2 separate regions of the Homo sapiens genome follow, and region 2 is linked to region 1. A link is an interaction called in ENCODE POLR2A ChIA-PET data of the cell type or tissue named here. Cell type or tissue: K562. All regions are shown on one strand. Each heading gives the region's core, and the rest is flanking DNA. Links, peaks and the distances in the headings are about the cores only. Region 1 holds the start of SPATA31E1 (SPATA31 subfamily E member 1). Region 2 has its middle 77 kb from the start of CTSL.

What was found. ChIA-PET counts read pairs that join two places held together with the same protein. Peaks named below come from ENCODE experiments on the same cell type or tissue, not always from the same donor. Only the 100,000 strongest peaks of a DNase experiment are listed, where the experiment ranks them.
Region 2: POLR2A ChIA-PET joins it to region 1 with 5 read pairs; 2 of 35 experiments call an interaction of 5 or more read pairs at or near these places.

Annotation. Positions count from the first base shown.
Region 1 is chr9:87,879,919-87,890,176 of GRCh38, reverse strand. SPATA31E1 (SPATA31 subfamily E member 1) reads right to left here and starts at 7,300. Exons shown (of 4, transcript NM_178828.5): 1 at 6,977-7,300; 2 at 6,131-6,185; 3 at 5,526-5,586; 4 at 1,274-5,264. The coding sequence starts at 7,285. The coding sequence ends at 1,352. The region is part of intron 3 of LOC497256 (a long non-coding RNA gene); the gene reads left to right. In K562, for the core only: a CTCF peak has its summit at 5,965 (motif pointing left); a DNase peak (open chromatin) is centred at 5,926; H3K27me3 peaks cover 1,201 bases.
Region 2 is chr9:87,798,306-87,808,563 of GRCh38, reverse strand. It overlaps the pseudogene LOC100420576. Among named protein-coding and RNA genes, the nearest start is that of CTSL, 77 kb to the right of the region's middle. RefSeq lists an enhancer at 7,833-8,333. In K562, for the core only: no CTCF peak of the experiment used is centred there; a DNase peak (open chromatin) is centred at 4,383.

The DNA of each region.
Region 1 (10,258 bases), core at 3,950-7,949:
CAAACAGGTCCCCAGCATGGGTCCCGCCACGCCTGGGTACAGGCCTGTCCCCTTGTCCTCAGCCTCCACAGCCCCTGCAGGTGCAGAGCTCTCCCTGGGCAGAAGGCCCCTGGGCAGAGCCCTCTGGGGAACCAGCTCCTGCATTTGCTCCTGCCTTCCTTGGGGATGGACAGGAGGGACCCAGCACCAGGACGGAGGAGCCCAGGACTGTGCCCTGCGGGGACTGTCCCTGCCAACCATGTGACCAGATCCTCTGAGCCCCAATGTGTCCCCTGCCAGCACCTGGGCTTGGAGCCATAGATGTGCTGTGTAACCAGGCCAGCCCTTGCCTTCTGGGTCCCTCTCCCCTGGGAGTGGCACTGACCACCTTTGCTTGTCATGGTCACCAGACTATGAGGACCCTGGTTACAGCTGTGGGCAGCTTGTGGGTCCTGCACTTGCGAACTTACGTTCGTCTTCCCTGATTCTTCTCACGACCTCTCACCCTGGGCCTAAGGTCTCCTCCTGCGGTTCCTAACCACAGAGTCCCACCAGAGGGGCAGGCAGCAGCCCTGGGTGCCTCCTGAAACAGACACCCCACACTAGTGGGCTGGGAGACTGCTCTGGAGAGTGAGGCAGGGGACACCAGACGCAAACCCAGGGGTGTTAACAAGGCTGAACCAAGTGCTGGTGGGGCCCAGGTCCATCCCAGAACTCAGCAGGTAGGGAGGGGTCTGGGGAGGGTGTCATTTCTTCCCCACCAGGACATCTGAGAAGGAGCTGTCCCTTCTCTCACCCAGGGCCAGTACAGGACACCCCCACATTCCCAGGCTACCACGGGGCAGGGAGGCTGCTGGGATCCATCACTCCTCCAGCCTGAGGGGAGCCTGCCACCCTCTCAGTCCATAAGGCCCTTGCAGACCCAGCTCCGACAGCAGCACAGAAGTTACCTTAGTGAGAACGAAGATGCAGTGAGCCAGAGCCCGGGTGGGGTCTCCATAGGGTTTGCTGTCCTTACACGTCCTGAAGGCTCTGGGTCATGATACAGTTTGGAAACCAGACATGGTTTCTCCCTGGACAGGGAGAAGAGGGGGTCCTCCACGTCCCTGCCAGCCTTCTCCAGGCCCAGCCATTCTGGAAGCCGCACTCAGAAGGGGCAGATGCTGTGCCCTTTCCTGCCCCCTAGCATGGCACAGACAGAAGCCACGCCCTCTGCAGGGAAAGCAGGTATATTGGGAACTTCTCCGTGAACGTCATGAACACATGGCGGCTGTGATCACCCACGCAGGACAGGTTTATTGTGTAGGCATCAGTTTTATTTGAGTAGAACCCCCTGTCTCCCCCAGGAGACATGCAAGAAGACTGGTCTAGTTCAGGAGGCAAGACACCTCTGTGCAGACATCAGTTCCTGCAGCTGTGGATGGGGGCCGCCCGAGGTGCTTGCCATTCTTGGCCTGTGGTGGTGGGGACCAGCTGGGGACACAGGCTCCCTGGGAGGTGGGGCCCAACTGCTGTCTCTGTCTCTGATGCCCCTGTTTTTGACAGGACAGTGGTGGCCCTTGGGGGTGGCTTTAGGGCTGCAGGCCAGAGCTCTCATCTCTCTGCTACGTTCTTGGTGGCAGTGACCCCTGTGGCAGCAGGAAGGCACATTCTCCTGGGCGCGGAAGTCACCTTTGTGGCGATTGACCTCTGAGGGACCTCGTCCCCACTGAAGCCCCAGTTTGTCCACCAGGATTTGTCCCACAACTCTGCTGATGGTCCAGGCTTTGTCAGCCATGCAGTCCATAAACTGCCTTGGTGGGCCAGACCCCCAGCTCTGGAAAGCATCTGCCCCAGGCTTGCCTTTCTGCAGGACATCTTCCCACCGTGTGCCTCCTTTCCTGGGGTGTAGACCCTGTGGATGGTGACTGATCTTTCTCTGGAAGTGGCTTTCTGGTGGTGTCTGTCCCTTCTCCAGCTGAAGCTGGTTGTATTTCCTTTCTTGTTTGTCTCCTATTTCCCTGGCTTGGGCAGGGTGGCTCCTCCCACTGGCTTCAGAGGTCCTGGGTCCCTTGGACCTGTGTCCCTGCTCCCCTGTTCTGGGCCTCCTGTGGGCCTCGCCCTTGTCCGCACAGCCCAGCGTCTTCTGACTCTTCTGTGGGGCCTTTGCTTTTGGGCTCCCAGGCTCCTGCTGCCCTGGACTGTCCCCTCCCTTCCATAGGAGGGCACATGGCCCCTGGGAAGCTGTCATGTTCTTACCAGACACACTCTGGGAGGTGGACAGAGGGGCTTGAGTGGGCAGCCTGTCTGCGGCAGTGAGCATGTCCATGTGGCGGCCTGGAAGGCACAGGCCTGTGGCGCCGTCCTGGAGGAGGATGCCCGGGGCACGGCCTGGCAGCTGCTCCTCTGAGTCCACCTGCACTATGAGCGCAATCTCACTGACCACCTGCGCTTTCAGGTGCAGCTGCTCTGGATCCTGAGCAACACAGACTGAAGACGCTGAGGGGTTACCAGTGGTCCCCAGAGCCCCTGTGCTCCTCAGATCCTCCTGAACACTTCCCGAACTTGCCCTCACACTGGCTCCCAAGGTGACTTCCCAAGTTGGGGGCTTCTCCCCCACTTTCAGTGCCTGCAGGGCATCTTCAGCCCTTGCCCACTGGGACCCTATGCTGAGCACTTGCAGGGCTCTGCTACTACAGGGGTCTCCTGGGGACATGCTCTCACTCTCAAGCCATGCCTCGTTCCCAGCCATTTCTGAACCCATACTCCCCTCTAGTCTGGGTTTGGGTTTCCCGGATTCCAGGACAGTCCTGCTCTGCCAGGTTCTGCCCACAAGGCTGCATGTTGGGGGCTGAGAACACCCCCTGCCCTTGTGTCCAGTCGGAAAGGCCTCTGATCGCCCATGGGTATCAGCTGACTGGGACCCTCTCGGGGGCCTCTGGACTCCCTCCTGCTCAGGCGGTGGGGCAGCGAGAGGGCCACTCACGGTCGGGACTGACTTGCTTGTTGTTCTGTTGTCTCCTGGACCATTCTGAGGACGTTTTCCCAGGAAAATGGGAACCTTGGGTACAGATTCAACCCGAGATACCCAGGAGGCCCAGGGGGTAAAGGTGGATTGTGGGAAGGGCGGGGCCTGAGCCTCACCTGACCAGACATTTATGGGCTCCAGGGACTGGAGGTCTGTACCCCAGCTGTGCCTCACACAGAACCTTACAAGATGTACTTCCAGTATCTGCTGGGTGCAGGGATGGAGGAAGGAAAGCTCCTGGGAGGTGTTCACGTGGGCTTTCCCACCCCTCCAGGATGCCAGCTTCCCAGGTTTCCTGTGGGTGTCAGACTTGGGAACAGCACATTTGGCCATGAGCCAGGAGCGACGCACAGGCATGGGGATCCAGCCCTCTTTGATCTCCCCTACCTTCCTGGCCAGATGGATTTGCAGCTTGTTTTCCAGATGCTCCTTGTCTGGGTCCCTGGGTGTGGAACTTACTGATTGGTACTTCCAGGACCTCCGTAAGTCACCTTCTGCCTCCTTGTCTTCGTCCAGAGCCTTCACTGAGGTCCTTCCTGAGCCTTGATCCCGGCTTGGGTCCGGCCCTAGTTTGGACCCTAAGCACCCCTTGTCAGAGAACCTTCCGGAGCTCCTGAACCCGGTCTTCTGCACATCCTTCCTGCCCTTCCCTGCAAAGTCAGAAGGCTGGGAGGGCAAGAGGGCCTGCTGCGTGTCTTCTGCCTGACTCTGGGGCCTCCCTGGGAATTCCCCATCAGGCTGTAGCAGGTCCCCAGATGCCTGCAATCTGCTGGGAGGGCCACAGGACTGCTCCTGGTGGATGGCATTCCTTCCTTGCCACCAGTGCTCTGGGAGCTCAGGGCTGGTGACAACCCCGGGAAGGATGGGGGCTGACTTGGGGCTCCAGGAGGCCGGCCTCTCTTGGGGAAGGTGGGCAGTGGGCTGGCTCAGAACAGCCTGAGACTTTTTGAGGAGAGAGGGCAAAACCCTCTTCCACTTTGGTCGCTTCTTCAAGGGCCATTCAAGATACTCCTTTCCAGTGGGGATGACAGACTGTGTCCTCTCCTGGGATGTAGGGTAAGATGCCCCACAGCCCCTAATCTGGGGTGGAGAAGAGCACCCCAGGCTTGGGACAGGGGGTGAGAGGTGGGCCTGGGTCTGGATCTCAGCCAAAGGTGGGGGCTGGGACTGGGGCCAGGCTGGAGTGAAATGTTGGGGCTGGGCCATGTGGTGGGGCTGGGGCGGTGCCTGGGAAAGCTGTGAGGATGCCTCAACCTCAGGTTCACCTGGAAGAGAAGTGGAGGCTTTATCCAGTGGTACAGAGTGTGCATTCTGTGAGGAAGGGTTCCTAGAAACCCAGACTGTGGTCGCCAGGGACTCGCTATTGAGAGAGGGGAGGTCCCAGAAAAGCTGGCTGCGTTTCTGCTGTAAGTGGTTCCCCACGGTTGTGGCATCAGAGACTTGCTGAGGACGGGGCAGCTGCTGTGGCTGGGTTGACACGTTCCAGAAGGGATTTAGGGTCGTGATGTCCCACTCCTTCCCCAGTGATGTCATGTGCGGGTGGTCGGCCCGTTTTCTTTCTTTCTCCTGCCACATCTTCATCAGTGCTCTCTTGGCGATGAGGGTCTCCAGCAGCTTCTGCACGTCAGGGTGGATGAATGTGCAGCCACCTACCTCCATGTGCTTGGGTGTGGGGTCTCCCCAGAAGGAAGCCTCTGAGGTGTGGTCGGGAAGATGCCGTGGCTGGGATTTGCCATGTGAGTAGGTGGAGAGGCCCCAGGTGGTGGCAGCCTCCCTCCAGCAATAGAGGTCCCAGATGGGATCGCTGGAGCACCCCAGGCCAGAGATCACCCTGGTTGGAGGAGGCAGCACCTGGTTGTGTAGAGGGGAGCTCTGGGGGACGGGGCATGTTGTGGAGCCACACTGAAGTCCAGCCAGGCTGGAGTCGGGTGGAGGTGGAGAGGAGGCCAGGGGACCATGCGGCTGTGGTGAAGGAGGAAAAACCACATGTGGCTGGGTTGCAGGGCATTTTAGGGGAAGCAAGGGCTCTGGTGGCCCGGAGGCACTCAGGGTTGAGTGTGGTCCAAAAGGCTCTGAGAAGGTCATCGGGCCTGGTGACAGGGTGGAGGCCAGAGGAGCTGGGGGAGCTGGTGGGGACAAGCTGGCAGGAGACGGATCTTGCATGCATTTCCCATGCGGCTGGTGGGCCTTAGCAGGCACTGGTTTACACACGTCCCCCAGGGGGTCTCCACCTAAGGGCAGGTGGGAGCTGCCTTCGCCAGCGAGCTTCCTCAGGTGGCTGCAGGAGACAAGAGGCACAAGCTGCAGCCAGGGGTAGATGGGGCCGGGAAGCTGGGACGGGTGGGCACCTGGGGCCCCCGGTTCCTCCACCTCCCCAACTGCTGACTTCATAAAGCTCTGCCTAAGCCTGCCCCAGGGCTTCAGTCCCCTCCTGTCCCCTTCCCGGGACCTCCCCCTCCCAGATCACCACCAGGCCGTAGGGTTGCATCAGAGGCCCTGGTAGGAAGGAGGACAGGGACAGAAGGGGGAAGCTCCTCACCTTTCCAGAAGGTAGTTCAGGTCCCGAGTCTCCTCCAGCTCCCTCAGGAGGATTCTGCAAGCTGGAAATCAGGAGACAGGGTTATGGTGGAGAGGGCGGTGCCTGGGAACCTCATGGAGGCTGAGTGGATGTCTTTTTAGGGGACACCATGGGGGACTAGACCCTGAAGCCCTCGCATCTGTGTCCGAGGCCACATGGCCCCAATGGTGACAGGAAGGTTTCCACTGTGCAGCACTTTGTCATTTGCAAAAAGTGCTTCCACGTCCACCCCCTCATCGGTGTCACAACCATCTTGTTGGGAGAGCAAATGGGTGGTCTCAAAGAGGAGTCAGCCATTGCTGAGGTGAACAGCTGTCCACATGGACCTGGAGCCTCCCTGACCTCCCCCCATATCCAGGCAGGCCTTGGTCCCTTCCCCACACCGCCCCCTTATGGGCAATACCGGTCCCAGGCCCGTGGCTTCATTCCCGCAGGGAATCTGAGGAGGCCGCAGGTTCTGATTTCTCTCCCAGGAGCTTCCCTCTCAGGCCTCTGCAAATGACTTCCTCAGGGACAGGCAAAGCTCAGTTACCTCTGGGGAGTCCCGGGGGGCAGCAGAGCCTCACCTTTCAGAGCTGAGATCTTCCTGCTCCTGGACCTCCCGCTTCTCTCCCTTTGAGGCTGAGAGGCAAGAAAGGATGAGGGGCTGGGACCAGTTCTCAGTCTCCTCTCCCCAGACCAGCTGCACACACGCAGTGCTCATGAGGGACACGGCTCTCAGCCTCTAGCTCAGGGAGCTCTGTGTGTGCTTTTTACTCATGTTTACCGTGAATGAAATGTTTTCTGTTTTCCTTCTTAGGGAAATGCAAGGAAGGGTTGTCTGTGTGACTCCAACCTGGCTGTCCCCAGTCCCTGCTCCTCCGCTCAAGGAACACCTAGGCTCAGGCCCACAGGCGCCTCTGAGCTGCCAGTAGGATTCTGCTTTGGATGAGAATGGAGAGGAGGCCAGGGTACCATGGGGCTGTGGTGAAGGAGGAAAAAGCACATGTGGCCGGGGTGCAGCCACAGGCGAATCCAGGCTCTACTGGGAGGCTCTCAGGAGCTCAGCACAGCTCCCAGATCACACCCAGATCATACAGAGGAGGCTGGGCCCCCAGGCACCTGCCCCAGGAAGGGGGTGATGAGCCAGGGCTGGGGCCTCTCCTCCCACAGAGACCTCACCCCTCTCCTGACCCGGTCCTTGCCACTGAGTCCAGTGTTGGTTTTTGCCCTGACGCCTCCTGTGCACCCCACAGATGAGCTCGGGATGGAATCCTCTGCCCACTCTCACCCCTGCCTGCCTTGCCCTTCCCTAGAGGGATGACGAGATTTCCCATCACAGAAGGGTCTCACATTGCTTAGGAAAAGTGGAAATGAGGGGAGGAAAAGAAGAGAGAATCTTTCTCTGTGGGGCTGGGCTGAGGACTCCTTACCTCCCTGCTGCTCCTCTTCCTCCCGGGCGGGGGTGAGGGTGGGTCACTGTGGACGTAGAGGAGCAATAGGAAGAGGAGCACTAGGCCACACACACTGGTGAGGATGAAATCCATCATCCAGGGAGTGGAGCTAGGGCTCAGCCATGTGGCACTAGGGCTCTTCAGAGGAAAGAGCATTTTCTCCATCTGAAGTGCAATGTCGTCTCCTGTGCACTCCACAGATGGTCTGGGAGCTGGGGGTGGAATCCTCTGCCCACTCTCAACCCTGCCTGCCCTGCCCTTCCCTAGAGGGATGACGAGATTTCCCATCGCCTTCAAGCAACTGAGCTCTGGGCATCCCCTTTGGGACTAGGGACTGGGGCCCAGGCTTGTATCACACAGCTGGGGCCTCCTCCTCACAAAGGGCTCCTGGGGGTGGGGGAGGGGCAGTGGGAGGAGGAGGCTGAAGCACAGCCCCGCCCTCAGCTCCCAGCCCCCAGTCCCTCCACCCTCCTGGGTCCCCCAAATCGCTCCTTCCCACTCCAGCTGCTCACCCTGTCAGAGACAGTCCTCAGTCCATTTTCTATTCTCTTCCCCTGGAACACAGGTGTCACCTGGCTCTCCTTGTACCTTGGAGATCTAGGCCTGAGCCCACCCATTTCATAGCCTTTGAAACTGTGAAATTCTCCTAGGAATTTAGGTGGTTTCTTAAGGATTATTTCAGAATCTCCTCTGTTTTTGTAATTTTCCCACACCTTACATTTTCTACTTTCATCAACCCAGAATAGAACTCTTAAATTTACAAAACTAAAAAGTATAAAAATTACAAATAATTAAACCTCCAAATGACATTTTTATATTAGGAACATAATTTTGAGTTACCGAATTATGGAGCTTGCTGTAAAAAAACCTCAAACACTTTGACAAATTATTTTCAAAACAATAATTAAGCCTTTACTTATTTTCTTTAGATCTTTCATATGTTGTCCTGATCCATTTTTTCTTTCTCTGCCCCAAATACAGTCCTCACTTTCCTAAGTTTTGGAACATGTGTGCTCCACCATGAGCCAGGAGTGGTTTGGGGTGATCTGAGGTCCAGCTCCTTTGGGTGGAGAGCGGGACTGGGCATTCCGTGCCAGGCTCAAGTCCAGTGTTCAGCAGACTCTTCTGAGATCACTCGTGTCCTCCGTACATATTCTTTTTTTTTTTTTTTTTGAAACGGAGTCTCACTCTGTTGCCCAGGCTGGAGTGCAGTGGCATGATCTCGGCTCACTGCAACCTCTGCCTCCTGGGTTCAAGCGATTCTCCTGCCTCAGCCTCCCAAGTAGCTGGGACTACAGAAGTGTGCCACCATGCCCAGCTAATTTTTGTATCTTTAGTAGAGACCAGGTTTCACCATAGTGGCCAGGCTGGTCCTGAACTCCTGAGCTTGTGATCCGCCCGCCTCGGCCTCCCATTTGTATTCTCTGCTCCACAGTGTGTCCTGTTTTTCACCTCCTGCCTGCTCCAGACCACTGGGGCCTCATGTCTGGCCTGTACCTGATAGGGAGCATACTTTGAGCCCTGGAGGAAATGTTCTCATTATACTATTAGACATCTTTTGGGCAGCAGAAACTCAGGATTAGAGATTGCACTTTTTAATCACTATGTGATACATTTATTTAATACTTGAAAAGTGGCCTTGAAAATCATGTATATCTTTGTCATGCGTTCTATATAGCCTCAATGGGAGTGAGACCATCTGAGTCTATTTGGGTCTGTTCTCATGAACATGCATCTTCAAGAGCATATCTGCTTCATCTACTGCTGCTTTTATCTGTCTACAGTCTCTTCCTCCTTTATGAGATTGTCACTGGGGAGGCATGACAGTCCCTAATGTGGTCAACTGGGTTAACTGGCAAGAGTGGAGACCCCAGTGACGCCTGCTAGGATCACTGGGAAGTATGGGGGTCCTAAGTTCTACTTCATTTGCAGGGAACTGAAGCCTGAGAAGTGGGTCTCATCTTGACCTATGCAATTGGGCTTGGGCATGCAAGGAATCGCCTCCCAACAAGCCACTGCCAGGTCAGTAGGTGCGCTCTGTGTGAGAAACAGGAACTGGAGAGCAGAGACAACTGGTCGCATCAGCTCCACATTTAGGGAAAAGATTTGTTTTAGGTTCCATTCCTCCTCAAACCTGATGTTCGCCTTTCTGGATAAATGAGAGGACCATGTGGGTGTGGGGGTTCCCAGTCTCTGGTGGGCTGTGTGCATGTCTCCATCCATGCACCTCTGTTCCCTCCACAGACTTCACTGCAGGGTTATGCTGTTCATCCAACCATCCACCCACCTGCCTGCTGCAACGAGGGCGAGGCTTCCCAGTGCCAGCCCCTTGCTCCTGCTGCTGCAGGGGAAATGAGCCTCAAGGCCCTTCCTTGACAAACCCCCCCCCCGCCCCGCCAACCACACACACTTCCAGACACTGTGGTGCCCACAACAGAACCCTGGGGGCTTTTGAGGGACACCACACCTACCTCGGAAGAACTGGGCCTCTCATCTCACCTGGGCGAACCTGGGTGCCTTTTGCCTTCCTGCCTTTGTCAGTCCGTATTTTACTACAGCCAATTGCTGTTCCTCATGGTGACTGTAGAACCCTCCTTCCCGCATACCACAAGCCCCTGGTCCTCAGGCATCTCCAGGGTCCTGGGAGTCTTCCTGGGCTCTGGTGTGGACTGGAGTCACAGCTTTGGTCTCACTCCACGTTTCCTGCAGGGAAGCAGAGGAAAGGGGAAGAATTCCTTAGAAAATGAGAGTGAATTTCTCTTAGGAAGAACAGCTTTTCCCCCCATAGTCTCTGATCATCCTTAAGTATTTAAAACAAACAAATACACCCACACAGGCATTTCCCATCGTGAAGCTTAACTTCCTGCAAATATCTCTCATGTTGCATACACGTGAAATTCGTGCACCTCAGCTGCACAGCCTTATCATAGTCAATGTCTGAATGTCTCAGTAGAGACCTTGAGGTACATTTCAGTGTGTTTTCATTGTCAGCCTTTGTGGACCCCTGTGCGCTCCTGCTTCCCTAATTTCCGCATGAGGAAAACGGATGGGGGAATACGGGCTGGCAGGGGAGTGCTGCGAGTGTGCATCTGGTGGGCAAGAAAAAATGATCATCCTGCTGACAGTCTTCCTTTGGACTTCATAGTTAATCTAGAAATCTACTTGAAGAACAGTGGAAACAGTACAGATTATTGATTCTATGAACCCTTTGGTACACATAAATGCTTAGGCATCCAAATTTTATAGTTATTATGCAATTAT
Region 2 (10,258 bases), core at 2,826-6,825, 80 kb after region 1:
CATGACCAGGAAAAATTAGGCACATGGACACATTGAAAGGTGAGGAGAGCAGAATTTATTAAAAGAAAGCCTCAGTGAAAAAAAAAAAGGGGGATCCTGCCAACAGGCTCCCACCTCACAGACTGAATACCAGGCCACCACACACGAGATGAAGAGTACAGGCTTCTCCCCGCTGCATAAGGCGTAAATTCCTGGTATCTCCACCCCCCCTTTCCCCTAGTGCAGAGGCCAGCCCTTAGTCTGAGCCACTCCACATTGTTTTATTTCCCTTACTGCGCATGTGTTAAGGGAAGGAATTTTTCACCGTGGGCATGTTTAGGCAAGCCCCCTGTGCACAATGACCTGGGTGGCATTTGGCTGTCTCCTGTCTCTATTATTTTCTCCCAAGTTAGCAGGTTTATCTGAGCGGTGTCCTTTCTGTCTGCCTTGATCCTTTCCTCACCACCCACTTGCATTTGCCCCCTCTGTCGTTCAGTGCATTTTCTCCCAGGATGCTCTGGCCACACTGACCAGGTGTCTCTATCTCTGCTGCTTCTCTTTTGCTTTGTTTGTTTGTTTTGTTTTGTTTTGTTTTGAGATGGAGTCTCATTCTTGTCCCCCAGGCTGGAGTGCAGTGGCACAATCTTGGCTCAATGCAAATTCCGCCTCCTAGGTTCAAGAGATTCTCCTTCCTCAGCCTCCCAAGTAACTGGGATTACAGGCGCCTGCCACCATCTTTTATATTATTAGTAGAGATGGGGGTTTCACCATGTTGGCCAGGCTGGTCTCGAACTCCTGACCTCAGGTGATCTGCCCGCCTCAGCTTCCCTAAGTGCTGGGATTACAGGTGTGAGCCGTCACACCCAGCCAATCTCTGCTGCTTCTCTTTACCCTGAATATTGTTCTATGTTTTCTTGAACCTGTGAACTTCTTGTGAATGTTAAATACTAAGAGCTTCTCAAAATGAGACCCCACATTCTAAACAGAATCTATAGTCAGGATTCTAGGGAAGGTCAGCTTGCTCCCACCCCCGGAAGCACTTTGCTGTTGAAGGCGTTGTCTATGGAGCATCGAGGTCACTTGGGGCATTGGAAAGACATTCAGGGAGGGAGTTACTAAGTCTGAATTTCTGGAGTTTTTTTAGTAGAGGAGAATGATGGGTCTTTGGCCATCCTTCTTCCTTTTTTTCCCTCCTGTCTAACAAATTTTGTATCTTGTGATCAACGTCTCCCTAACCATACCCCAATCTCAGGGTAAGCACCATTCTACTCTCTACTTCTATGAGTTCAACTCTACTAGATTCCACGTAGAAGGGAGACATTTAGTATTAATATTTCTCTTTCTGTGTCTGGCCTATTTCACTCAATGCGTTGCCCTCCAGGCTTAGCTGTCTTGTGGGAAATCATAGCATTTCCTTCTTTTTTAAGGCTGAACAGTATTCCACTATGAATATATGCCACATATAAAAACTCATTCATCCACTGATGGACACGTGAAGTGCATATGAATGCTTCCAGCATCTGTGGAGCTGTGAGGACTTGGTATCCCCGTTACCTTCAGCAGAATCTTCTAGACTCCATGTTCAAGGAGCCCCTTGAGGTTGTTTACCTTCGTCATCCCTCAGTGGGCTCTTGACTTTAGCGTCTGGATTAGCCATAATGGGATGAATTGTTTGCCAAGCATTGCTAATCACAGTCTGTCTTCCTTGTGGGTGAACATAAATCCCCACACAAATAACTGCTTGGCACCTGGGCACACCCGGTACTGGAATTTGGTTTTTGAAAATGACAGCTGTCACAGCGGCTTCTTTGGAGAATGCATCGCTGAGGATTGTGGTGGGAGTTCAGGAGCAGACAGTGCCTGCGGAGGAAGCCAGGAAGGGGCTGACCTGCAGTTCTGACTCGGGTCACCTTGAGCAGGAGACAATGGGGCACGTGATGTGGGAGAGGGAAGGGGAAGAAGAGGTCATTCACCCTTCAGAGCATCTTAGGACCATTTTCTTCCTTTCCATGTCCTTTCTCTTGATATTTCTCGGTGTTTCTCACTGGATGCCTTTGGGGATTTGGGTGAGTAGGAACTCCTGTCCTTACAGGATATTTCTTGTCTGTGGCTGCCAAGCATCTAACATGCTAGCATCCCCTATAGCCCCATATTGTGAAAACCAAAACAATACCTACACACATTGTCTGATGCCCCCTGGGTTGCTGCCATACTCTGCAAGAGCCACTGTGGAGCTGGATCAGAGTAGATCTCACACAGTGGTGGGGAGAGGTCTGTATCCGGAAGAGCTGAAGGAGGTGGCCATGTTATTTGGTTTCCAAATGGGCCAAATGAGCAAAAGAAATACTTTCTGTGTTCCCGGCTCTCATCAGTTGACATTGCCTAGGAATGTGTTTTTAAACTACATTTGCTAGAGAATCAATGGGACTGGGCATCTGGAAAGAAAACCAAAGTCTTCTTGTTTCCCTGGACCAATGGAGGATGGGCAGGGGAGAGGGACTAGCTGTTTTCATTATTAGACAGTGCAGGGGGCTGCCCCATGGGAAATAGGACCTTGCAGACAGGGCATTCCAGGGGCCCAAGTGAGCTCCCCAAATGGGTGGGGCAGGACAGCATTGAAGGTGACTGAGGCCAAGGTTGGAGTTCCCGGGGAAAGAAAGAACATGGGCCAGGGGCTGATCTGTGTGGGATCTACTCTGAAAGTTCACAGGAAGTGAACTAGGGCAGTGGTGTGCAGGAGCCTCCAGTGATGTCCCTGAGAGCCGTGCATGTCTTCCCAACTCAGTGACATCACACGGGGTACTTGAAATCAGCCAGGGTGGGAGCATTTACACCACAAGAATCAGCAAATGCTACAGATCGATGCCTGCCTGCCCACCAGAGGTAGCTGACCAGTTCACCATTGTTTTAGGGGTCTCTAATAGCCCCCACACCTCCACCCTGGCTGTAGGTACCACCTTATTGCAGAAGGAGGTTGCACCTTCTACTCCTCTGTGCTCACTGCTACCAATAAAACAAAGCCCAGTGCAGCTGAGGCAGGATAGGTAGTCAAGGAAATGGCCATGTTTTTGGGATGCAGCAACCACAGTTACCAGTGACCGTACAGCCAACACAGTAAGTCTTAGCATTTGCATTGTAATTGAGCTCACACAAGCAACGCTATCTTCAGTGGGGAGTTTCCCTTCTAGACAGCATGCACATTTTGATTTTACCTCTCCTCAAAATGACCCTTTGCTCATAATTGTAAAAAACATGGCCAGGCGCGGTGGCTTACACCTGAAATCCTGGCACTTTGGGAGGCCAAGGCGAGTGGATTGCCTGAGCTCAGAAGTTCAAGACCAGCTCGAGCAACATGGTGAAACCCTGTCTCTACTAAAACGACAAAAAATTAGCCGGGTGTGGTGGCGTGCACCTGTAATCCCAGCTACTCAGGAAGTTGAGACAGGGGAATTGCTTGAACCCCAGAGGCAGAGGTTGCAGTGAGCCAGAATTGTGCCACTGCACTCCAGCCTGGGTGACAGAGCAAGACTCCATCTCCAAAAAAAAAAAAAAAGAAAAAAGAAAAAAACCACCACTGGGTAGAGATTTAAGATGTTAATGAGACATGGGACATATGAACCAGCATGTACAGTTACTACACATGTGCACCCAGAAGACCACCCAGAACATGCTTATTAGCAAAACCTCTTCCCACCTCCCTATTAATAATCATGTAAGACTCCCATAAAGGGGGTTTCTCCAACAACGATCAATGCTGTCTCACCCTCTCACCCTAAGGAGCAGCCGCCCCGAACTCCCTCTCTCTAAGGGTGTACTGTCTCTTCTGCACCTAACTTTCAAAATATTCTTTCTCCTTTGCAATAAAATCACTCTATGCTTCATCTCCTTTGCTGTGTGCCTTTTGTTTAAATTCTTTTAAACCAAGAAGACAAGAACCGAGGTGTCACATCGGCCATCAACACAGCTATCCATATCTGCCTGAGGATGCTGGTGTTGCTTAGCCAAACCCAGTTCTCCTTCTAAAAGAAAGGAGGGACTCCTTCTATGACAGGTAGTGATGGGGGATGCATCTTGATTTTATATCAGCATCCATTTTACTACAGTCGCTGCAAGTCCCATTCTTATCGGATTTTAAAATAAGAGTTTCAGGAGTTGGCATATTTTTATTCTGTTTGATTCTCCTTCTAATCAGATTTTCCATGAGCTGATATTAAAAGTAGTGTGCCTTTACTTCATCAGATAGTGAAGAAAGGTGCCCAGGAATATTTTGAAAAGTGAAAAAAAAAAGGGGGAGTTTGCCCAGAATGAAAAATTCACCACCTGCAAGCTGCATTTGCATAATTAAGAGTTGCTGCTCCATCCATGGGCTCTCACTACACCCTGCCACGTGGGCGGGGCCACATTGCCTCTCAGCGCTCTTATCTGGCCTTCCCAGACCGTGGATGGTCTCCTCATTAGCTTGCAGATGTTTAGTCCTCTTTTCTGATGAGAAAAATGAAAATAAATTGCCACAGTTGGTGCTGGAATAAAGGAAACTAGAAACTAGGAGATCCACCAGGGCTTCAAAGAGCAATGCTGTTACCAAATAACACTGATTCACTCATGCACTGAAAAGATATTCCCAGTGTCTACTGCATGCCAAGAGCTGTTCTGGGCACTGCAGAGACCACGGTGAACAAAATCGGCAGAACCCAGCCAGGAAACAGATCAGAAAAATGCCAGATAGCATAAGTTGAATCAATGGGTGATAAATAACAGCCTACAACTCACCACCTGCTTCTGTAAATAAAGTTTTATTGAGACACGGCCACACGCTCTTGTCTACGGCTGGTGTTCATACATGGCAGAGTTGAGTTGCCACAGAGACCATCTGGCCCTCTACAGAAAGGGTTGCTGCCTCCTGGGGTAGGTGCCATGCAGGGAATTGAAACAGGATGAAGTGAGATGAGAGGATGGTGGAGTCTACTTTCACCTGGCTGATGAGGACCTCTCTGATGTGACACTGAAACCAAGACCTGAAGGGCAAGAAGAAGGAAGCAGCCCGAGGAAGGGCTGGAGGAAGACAGAGGAATAGGGAGTGCAAGGGGCCAGGTAGTGAAGGGTTGGAGGAGCTCAAGCATAAAACAACAAAGAAGGAGGGTAACTGGGCTAGGGCCAGAGGATGGGCCTGGAGGTGCAGGCAGAGAACGATGCGCGAGCGATGTGACCCCGACGACGTGACCCCGACGACGTGACCCGAGAGGTGGCACGGCTTTATAGACCTTACCTGGGGGGTGAGGAGACTGGGTTTGGGCCAAGTGTGTTAAGCTGGCTGGTGCGAGATCTGCCTTAGGTTTAGGAATTCCCCCAGCTGCTCAGACTGGAGCCTCGGGGTCAGGAGGTGGAGCAGAGGGACCTGATAGGAGATGATCTTGGCAACCAGGGGAGATGTGACGGTGCTTGGACTGGGGCTGTCCAGGCTCTATTACTTAGTGAGCCTTGGGCAAGAATACATGTGGGACCCTCCATAGGAGCCAGGCCCAGTGGGAAGGACCTAGGGAGTCCTGTAGCTGGTGCTCACCCGGGTTCCAGACGCTGTCCACAGAGCCTGTCATTTGACTGCCAGGATCTGTGCGGTCCTCTCATGAGCCCATTTCAGAGGAAAGTAACCCAAGGCTCAGAAGTTCGAGGTGGGTCTTCCCAGGCGAGAGGAACACAGCAGATGGGGGCCTCCCCTACAAGCTGCAGTGCTCTGTTGAGTATGAGGAGGGGAGGGGGGACATTGACTGTCATTTAAAAATCAGGAGATCACACCTAAAAATGTGGATATTTGGCTTCTTGTGGGAAGCCTGTTCCACACTGGATGCACCTTCCTCCGTGGTGCTGGGTAGCGGGGAGGCGGCAGCTGCTCCACTTAGAGGGACACAGGCTCTGATTTCATGATGTTCTCCACCTGCACTCCAACTCCAAGAGTCAAGAGTCCCTTGGAACAGGAGAGAGACCTCAGAAGCAGGTCCTGCCCCTGGTGTGAAATTCTGCTCTGTGATGACATTCCCAACCAGGGGAGAAGGACAGTACCCTGCGCAGAAATGCATTGGAGTGTGTGGGCCCTGGTAAGGTCATGCCTAGTCAATGTCAGAGGCAACATTCAGTCTCAGAGCTCTCTAGCAAAGCCATGCAGCCTCTGGGAGGACCTGGCAAGAACAAGAGATGTGTGCAACCCCATGGAGGCCCCCATTGCTTAATGCCCAGGTGGTCCATTGGCTCCAGAGGGGTAGGCAGAGTGTTATCCAGTACCTGGAAATAAGGAGCTTCACCTACAGTTAAACCAGCATCTGCCTGAGGCTGTAAAGAGGCAGGAGGCCGTGCACACAGGCCCCATAGCACCTTTTCCTCCTGCCCGGTGTGGGGAAAACTTGACCTGGGGTGTGCACCTGCAGCCTTGAGTCTGAGGGAGCCCTGGATAGAAGGCACAGCTCAGCAGCTGGACCCAGAGGTGGATGGGAAGATGCCACCAGAGAAGATGCCACTAGCCCTGGGCCAGGCAAGTCAACAGTCACTTGATGCTCTTAGAGCCTGTGCATCAGCACCAGACCACACCCCACAGGCAGGGGACTCCTGTTCAAGTGGCATGAGACCAGCTGGGGTGCTGCACAGAGCACGCCATGGTTGCTGGATGAAGTAGTCCTGGGAAGATGTAAAGCTTCACCCTTCAGAAATATTTGAGAGCAAGGAACATACTGAAACATTGAAAGAAAACATTCCCTACATCTGTATCTCAGCATCAACTATGACTTTCTGTCTCTAATGAATAGACAGAATCAGAGTCCATGTGCATTTTGTTCTCTGGAAAGTTGGTGTCCCCTGAGCTCCCCGGAGCAGAACTGGCTGTGGCAGCAGAGAGAGGAGAAGCTTGTCCTGGGCCCCCAGATCCTGCCCTCGAATTACAAAAGTAATTCCAAAGTGACATTGTGGAATATTTAGAAAATTCAGAGAAGTAGAAAAACCGTCACTAACAAAATTATTGAAGGACATAAAATAGTAGATGAAAAAAATGGAAGGAGATTGCTATCCCTGATAGCAAGATAGGACTGGATGTTTCAATTTCTCTGAGTTATATAAATTTAATAGAGTTCCAGTTAGCATCTGAATGGGACTAAGGAGATTGAGTTTCCTATCTTATAACTTTAATAGAAGAATAAATAAAACATTATAAAGGCTCTATAATCAATATGATTAAATAAGTTATAGGAACAGCCTAGAGAGTATAGAAGTCAATCATAATATCTACAGAAATGTTATAGAAAGCAAAATATGTTATTTCAATTTAATGGGGAAAATGTTTGTTTGATAAGCGATCTTGACACAGCTGGCTATTTGCCTAAAGGTAAACAACGTTGAACTCCCGCTCACTACAGAGCATAAAGATAAATGGATTAGAGCTTTTCACCGTGAAATGATACAACAATCTCTTGAATGGAAATTTGGGAAAACTTGTTTTTAAAATGACTTGGAAGTTTAGAAACCTTTTAAAACCCTAGATATGTTTAAAGAAAATGTACATATTTGACACACTTTTAAAAAAAGACTTTCTGGCAAATATATTCCACAAAGTTACAAAGTGAAATAGACCTGGAAAAAAATATTCTCAATGCATTTCACAGCTAGAGGGTTACTACTACCCATAATATTCAAAAAGCTCTCCAAAATTAGTAAGAAAAGGGCAGACATCCCAGTGGAAAGTGGTAACGCGTTCTCAGAAGGTTCCTACTGCCCAAGCCTGAGTGTCAGCTCTGGGCCCCTCTGCTGTCCAGCAGGGGCCACCTCCTGTTATGGGCCCCCCTTCCAAAACCCTGCACTCCCGACAGCAGGCGCTGGATCCAGACATGCTTTTGGAATTCTCGGGAAACACAAAGGGAGTAGTCCGGCGAGGCCTGGGAGGAATCTGTCACAGAAACCAGGGGCGGTGATCTAGGAACTAACAGTGGTCTGTCTGTGAGGGCCCCTGCACTTCCCCACCAGGTCTGGATTGGGGCTGCATTCCTGAGGCAGGAGGGAGTGTCCCTGGAGATTTTTGAGCTGGGCTGTGGCATGATCTGCTGCTTCTCAGATACCCCCCACCCAACCCCTAAACTCCTGAGCTCAGGCAGGTGGAGCCCACCACGTCAACTGCACTCACCCCTGAGAATCCTGTTTTGGGAATAGGGAGTGGAATTTAGTTGATATAAAAGGATTTGAGAGGGGAGTGTGGAATTAACGGCGCAGTGCAGGGCATGGCATGTGTGGTTTCTAATCAGGAGGTGCGTCAATTATATGAATCTGTAACATAGGCTGATTTATTTAACCAACTTAAAAGGTTAGAAAATCATTTCAAGCTAATTACCAAGAATTGGTCTAATTTGAAACAATATTTCAACAACAGTCCCCATGAATGCTAATTTACTGGTCAAAACCCACTCTGACATTGATGATGATACTCATGCTCTTTTCCTCTTTTTGTTCATAAAGTGGTCATTACATGAGTGAAACAGTCACAGGAGGGAGAGACAGCGAGGGAAGAAAGGAGGGAGGGAGGAAGAAGTGAGGGAGTGAAACATTAGGAGTTGGTGAACATTAGTTGATTGAGTGACTGAGTCCACAATTCCAAAAACATTCTTGGAAGACTCAAAATCTGTTTAATAGATTTCCAGTAGAACTGAAGAGCCTCTATAAAACCTTATATTTGATAAATTGATTCCACTTGATGGTAACTAAAATAATAACTGTCCCAGTACTCAAGCATAAACGTGCTTATTTGTTCACCAAATCACCTGCAAGGCACCTGAATGAAAGATGTCCTCTCCACCGCAGCTCCGCTCAGGGCACCCACAGCTGCAGGTGAGTTAACCTGTCCTGCCCTGCTTCTTCTAGGTCTGCCCTCCCATGACTCACCTGTGTGAGAAAATCATCTCCATGCTGCCTTCCTGGTGGAACCTCAATGGACCCAACCAGCTGATGTCACTGCAGCAGTTTGTGTGCGAAGTGCAGGACCAGCTGAACCCTCTGGTCATCCAGGGGTACCCCAGGTGCATTGCTCAGCAGCTCCACAGTGCAGGCGAGGTGAGCCCCTAGTAGTCCAGGCAGGAGGCTGTGAGGAGCACCAGGAACTCACATCTGTCCCAAATTCCAGTTCTTGGAGGTGGTATGAGCCTTGGGAGGCAGTGTGGAAATGGGCCAACTACTGATAATATTTCCAGACATGTGACAATCACGTACAGCCTCAAGTGACGCTCTGAACTGCAGTTCTCGGCTCACCTTAGAAGCTGTCATTTTGTCTTGTGTGTTGCTTTTGTTTCCAGTGCCTGATAGTTTTGGAGTGCAGTGCCCGCTGCCCTGGGTGACTGGGTCCCTCTTCGCTCCCCCTGGGCACCTGGTACTAACCTGCTATTACTGGCAGCCTTCAGGATGGCTGCTTTCCATGCGGTGTGGAGTTACCAGCTCCAAACAGGCCTCCTGGGTGCAAAAACCATTGAGAAAAGGCAGTAAGGTGTTCTCATGGAGACAATGTTTGGGGGACCTAAGGCAGAGAATGTGTGCGCAGACACAGAGGGTAATCATAATTCAAGGAACACATTCAACCCCCCAGCAAGTGATTCCTGGAAGAAATGACCCAAAATAGGAGGCTTTGCTCCAGTTGTGTGACATTCAACACTGGGGTGCGGTTTAAAAACCCAGCCATAGAGCAAAAATGCAAAACCAGTTATCTTGTAGAATGTTCCTACTTGTGGATTTATCTGTCTTTTCCCAGTGACATTTTAAGTTACCCTTCCATAAAACTAACAGAACAGTTGAAAGCAACAACTATCCAATGCTGTCACCAATTATAGTACCCTGAAAGGAGAGAAAGAGGGAAGGGAAGGGGAAAGGAGGGGAGGGGAGGGGAGGGGAGGGGAGGGGAAGGGAACTAACAAAACTAGGAAAGTTATAGTGGTAGAACAGTGGTAATTTCCTTCAATGGAATAATTTAATGTTAGGAAAAATAACCACCCAGTGTTCCTCTGTTTCCTCCATTTCCCTGGACTAGTGATAAGTTCACCATGGGCCACATGACTCTAAAGGTTTATTGCTGTGTTTTGTTTGCTCAAGAGCCTTTGCTCTTTGCTATGCATAGAAGTGCAGGGAAAGCCCTCAGGCCCCATCTCATGACATATTTCATGACCATGTTTATTCCATCCCTTGAACACTGAAACTTACCCAAGGCCCCTGCGGGAGGGCCACACTTTAGGAAACACAGTCATTCTGGTTGCTCTTAAAATAAGGG